Regions from separate parts of the Homo sapiens genome. Here region 1 is linked to region 2. Evidence: chromatin loops called from intact Hi-C (ENCODE). Cell type or tissue: PC-9. All regions are shown on one strand. Region 1 overlaps VOPP1-DT (VOPP1 divergent transcript). Region 2 overlaps VOPP1 (VOPP1 WW domain binding protein).

The links. Hi-C counts contacts between places; a loop is a spot of excess contacts. Peaks named below come from ENCODE experiments on the same cell type or tissue, not always from the same donor. Only the 100,000 strongest peaks of a DNase experiment are listed, where the experiment ranks them.
Region 1: a loop joins it to region 2, with 4 times the contacts of the local background. A loop is called at or near these places in 12 of 110 quality-filtered maps.

Annotation. Positions count from the first base shown.
Region 1 is chr7:55,596,612-55,599,111 of GRCh38, forward strand. It overlaps VOPP1-DT (VOPP1 divergent transcript), which reads left to right. Exons shown (of 17, transcript NR_187585.1): 17 at 1-49. Among named protein-coding and RNA genes, the nearest start is that of VOPP1-DT, 25 kb to the left of the region's middle. In PC-9, CTCF peaks have their summits at 1,500 (motif pointing left) and 1,707; a DNase peak (open chromatin) is centred at 1,530; H3K4me3 peaks cover 337 bases.
Region 2 is chr7:55,545,619-55,548,118 of GRCh38, forward strand. The region is part of intron 1 of VOPP1 (VOPP1 WW domain binding protein); the gene reads right to left. Among named protein-coding and RNA genes, the nearest start is that of VOPP1, 26 kb to the right of the region's middle. RefSeq lists an enhancer at 312-471. In PC-9, no CTCF peak of the experiment used is centred here; DNase peaks (open chromatin) are centred at 63, 1,423 and 1,855; H3K4me3 peaks cover 570 bases; H3K27ac peaks cover 2,500 bases.

The sequences.
Region 1 (2,500 bases), 51 kb after region 2:
TTTGACCCTTAGGAGCTGGGTGAATAATAAATATTTATTGTTATTTTCAGCCTTATGATTTTAAGTTAATTTGTTATGCAGTAATAGAAGTTGCCACATGAAGCTATGACACTGGTTAACTCATTTATTCAGTAAACATTTGCTAAGAGCAGACTAAGTGCCAGGATCAATTTTATAATTGGGGGTACAGGGTTAAGTCAAAATGGCAGACTAGAAGCAGATCATGTGCACTGCTGTCATGGAGAGGAAACAAAATGGCTAGTGAACACTGATCTTGCCATGTGATCCCCTAAGAAACCACATCAGCATCCATGAAGGCAGCAAGGGGACACAGAGAGGAGAGAGGAGTGAAGCTGAGCAGCCCATCTGTGATCAGCATGGAGCTAGAAGAAGCTCCCAAACATAGGGAAAGAGTAAGTGATTGAGAGCCCCTGGGGGATTCACAGTCTTCACAGGGACCTGTGCAAGCCTTGGAACAGGAGAATCTCTTTGACCCACTCCCTGCACCTCTAAGCCAATGCAGAGAGCCACCCAGAGTTTTGTGGAGGCAACTCTCAAGTCCCTAGGGACTGCTGGAAGCCTTGGACCCTGGAACAGACCAGCACCAGTGCCATAGCCCCAACAGAGGCTGCAGTCATGGTACCCGAGGGCAGTAAGATTGCTCCACCCCAAATCACTAGACAAAGTTCAGCACCAGCCTCTGGCCCAATGGTCCTGCTTCTGTTTTCACTTCACCAACAGGTTCAGCCTCCTGTTCCTCCAGGAAACACCCAAACAACAGGATAGGCAACTTCACCCAATCCCTGCCAGTTGTAGCCAGGCAGGCCATACCTGCTAGAGCTTCCAGCCCCGTGGTACCACTTCTGTCTGAATTCTGCTGACAAGCACAGTCTCTTGTTCTCCTAGGAAACACCTTAATGGCATGGTGAGTGACTCCACCCACTGCCACTGCTCAAGGCCAGCAGCCCACACCTGCTAGAGTTTCCAGCCCAACAGTCCTGCTTTTATATGAACTCTGCAGGTGGGGGCAACTCCATGTTCCCCTGGGAAGCAGCTGGACAGCAGATTAGGTGACCCCACTCATCCCTGCAACTCCTAGCCAAGCAGTTCTTGCTGGCTTGGGTGGTGCCCAAGCAGTGGGGGAGTCCTCACTCTTGCATCACTAAAAGAAGTGAGATGCCCAAGTTCACAGGTCAGTGGAGGAGTGGGTTGTGCCTCCCTCTGTACAGCCATTCCGGAAAGGATATGACCTGTTTGCCAACTGTGGCCCCTGCATGAGGAAGCCCCATGGACGAGAACACCTAATAAAAGAAATACAGGCATGGAGTCAGTGATCAGAGGGGGCTCTTCCAAGGCTTAGGGGTGGACAAGGTGAGGGGGTCATCTCTACCCCACCCCCTAAAAAGCACTATGCTAACTTGAGGAAAACACAAAAGAGCTGTGCAGCTGAGAAAAGCCTATCTGCCTGTCCGCTGGCTAACACTTTTAAGTGCCACCTACTGGATCACAGCAGAAAATACAATACAAAAATATTTTGCCAGTACACAGCACCTGTGAAAACTAAGGCAAAGATTAAGCAACAAATAAACATTCTGTACATACTCGTGACCCTCTGAAAACACCCTAAAAAGAAGCCAACTGACTGTACTCAACTTACATCACAGTTAAAGGAACACTAACCCTTACACATGAAAAAGAATCGATGCAAAAACTCTGGCAACTCAAAAAGCCAGTGTGCCCCCTTACCTACAAACAAACACACTAGTCCCCCAGAAATGGTTCTTAGCCAGATTGAGATGACTGAAATGATGGAAATAAAATTCAAGATCTGGATGGCAAGGAAGATCGATGGGATCAAAGAGAAAGTTGAATCCAAGGAACCCAGTAAAACAATCCAGGAGCTGAAGGATTAAACAGCCATTTTAAGAAAGAACCAGCTGGGTGTGATGGCTCACGCCTGTAATCCCAGCACTTTGGGAGGCCAAGGCGAGTGGACTACTTGAGGTTAGGAGTTTGAGACCAGCCTGGCCAACATGATGAAACCCTGTCTCTACTAAAATACAAAAATTAGCTGGGCGTGGTGGCACACATCTGTAATCTCAGCTACTTGGGAGGCTGAGGCAGGAGAATCACTTGAACCCGGGAGGTGGAGGTTGCACAGGCTGGAGTGCAGTGGCACGATCTCGGCTCACTGCAAGCTCTGCCTCCCAGGTTCCCACCATTCTCCTGCCTCAGCCTCCCGAGTAGCTGGGACTACAGGTGCCCGCCACCACGCCCAGCAAATTTTTTGTATTTTTAGTAGAGACGGAGTTTCACCATGTAAGCTATGATAGTCTCCATCTCCCGACCTCGTGATCCGCCTGCCTTGGCCTCCGAAAGTGCTGGGATTACAGGTGTGATGGCTCACGCCCAGCATTTTTTTTTTTTTTTTTTGAGACAAAGTCTCGCTCTGTTGCCCAGGCTGGAGTGTAATGGCACAATCTCGGCTCACTGCAACCTC
Region 2 (2,500 bases):
ACAGCTTGCGGGCCACACTGGTTACACATCCACCGGGACTCAAGAGGGATCCACTGAGCTGAACACTGCCTGCTCGTGCTCTGTGCCTAAGGCTCCCTGTCTGGCAAGCCCCATGGAAGCTCACAGATCTGTCATTTGTGGAGAGCTGCAGCTCTTGTGTTTAAAAAGGAATGATTTGGCTGGGTGCAGTGACTCACACCAGCACTCTGGGAGGCTGAGGTAGGCGGATCCCTTGAGCCCAGGAGTTTGAGACCAGCCCGGGCCACACAGCAAGACCCCAACTCTACAAAAAAAAATACAAAAATTAGCATGGTGGCACATGCCTGTAATACCAGCTATTCAGGAAGCTGAGGTGGGAGGACCACCTGAGCCTGAGAGGTCAAGGTTGCGATGAGCCGTGATTGCACCACTGCACTCCAGTCTGGGTGACAGAATGAGACCCTGTCTCAATTAAAAAAAATAAAATAAAGAAAAGAAAAAGTGAAAAAACGGAAGGATTTACTAAGCCCAGCTGTTCAATCAGCTCACAGATACTCACTAAGCACTCCACAGCTCTGGCCTGTGCTAGAAGACAAGGACTCAGTCATGAGGAGGGCACAGGTGGTGCCATCTCCTGAGTTACAAGACAGTCGAGGGAGATGTAGACAGGATCTGACCCATGAATGAAGATATAATTCCCAGGTAGCTCACTAAGTTGAGAATAGTTGTACAAAGAGAACACTTAAGGGAAAGGCGGAATTATATGCTCTATGGACCGTGAGGTGGTAGGATGCAAGAAGTTTTGGCAAAACTGAAATGAGCCTAAATCAATACGCCATGATGAACTGAATCTCCCAACAGAAAAAGGGACATTAATGGAAAAACTGGAGAGATCCAAATAAAGCAATTTTAATTAATAGCAATATACCAATGTTGGTTTCCTTTTTAGGCAAATGCAGCATGGCAATGTAAGTTATTAAATTAGTGGAAACTGGGTTATACAGCAACTCTGTATTTGCTCTGCAAATGTGCTTTGCAAATTTTCTATAAATCTAAACTTATTCCAAAATTAAAAGTTGATTTAAAAAATATACAAATATATTGTGCTCCCCCGCCAAGAAATAAGTGATACCACCACGACCACCACCACCCCTGAATTAAGGCTCCAGCTTTGAAGCACAGAGCCCAAAGGGAGGGGCGATGGAGCAGAGGCCAGCAGGCCGAGAGCTCAGGCCATGCAGAGCCTGGGAGGCTAAGCCATGGGATCAGGTCTGCATCCTAAAACCAACAGGAAGCACCTCCACAAATGGGAGCTACAGGCCTTGTCCCCAGTGCCCCTGAACATGGAGAAGGACAGCCTTCATTTCACTGATGAGCGAGTCAGAGCAGAGATGACTCAGCAACACAGCTCTCTCGACCCACATTCTGCCAACCGCCCAGACTGGCAGAAGGCCATGCAATTTGTAATCCCTCTGACCTGGATTTTAGCAGCCCCAGGTCAGCTGTTAAGACTTGGGAGAAGCCGACAGAGCTGTAGGAGGGAGTGGTGGGTTGGGTCTTGATTCCACTGTTCTCACCTAATGCCAGCTAACATCCAGATCCAACCCTGTCCCACCTCTGAGGCTGGGGACGGGGGACAAAGGGGCTCCAGGGGTTCCACAGATAACAGGACCCCAACAGGACTGAGGCTACCTTCCCCCTGGGGCTACATGCATTCATGTAGAAATGAATAGGAAGAGTGGCAGGCAAGGTGGGCTCCAAGGCTTTCTAAGGTTGATGCCATACGCACACCAAGGCTGGGAGTGAAATTTGGGCTAATTAACAGTGACATGTAAGTACAGGAATCTTTAATTTAAACGTAAGCCTCTGCATACCAATAAACCTTGCCAACTTTTTGGGAGTTACAGAACCTCATGTAAACTTGAGAAACAACAGGAATACACCTTTACAGAGAGCTCTGGAGCACGGAACTAAGTATGCCCATCATGCAACCCTTTACTTGACTAACAAACCAGTTGAGTTGGGAATGATCGTCTCCTACTAGCTACCAATAGACATGTTTTGTTTGGCCCATGATAGCTTTGAGATAAAGAAACTTTACACAAAATCTAGATATTCAATTTTTCCTGAAAAATCCAAAGACTCATTAACCATCAGCTAGACCTGAGTGGTGCCTGGTTCCCTCTTCCCCGCCATATCTTTCACACAGCAAGATCTTTTCCATTTTACCACACTTCCCATCACTCCCTAGTAGATGTGGCTGGGCAGGCTGTGCCCTGAGCCTGCAGGCATGTGCATTTACTACCCTGTGCACAGAGAATGTCTCTTCTTCCAACTTCTCTTAAAAGCACACCAGCAGTTTCAGTCACCTGTTTGATTCCCCTCCAAGGGCTTTCTAAAAATTTCCACCAAAATACCCCGACAGCCACCTAAGACCGTGACCGCAGATTCTGGGAATGGGAGGCAGGTGAATGGAGATGTGGTCTTAAATGACACTCAGTGGGATGCAAAATTTGTCTGA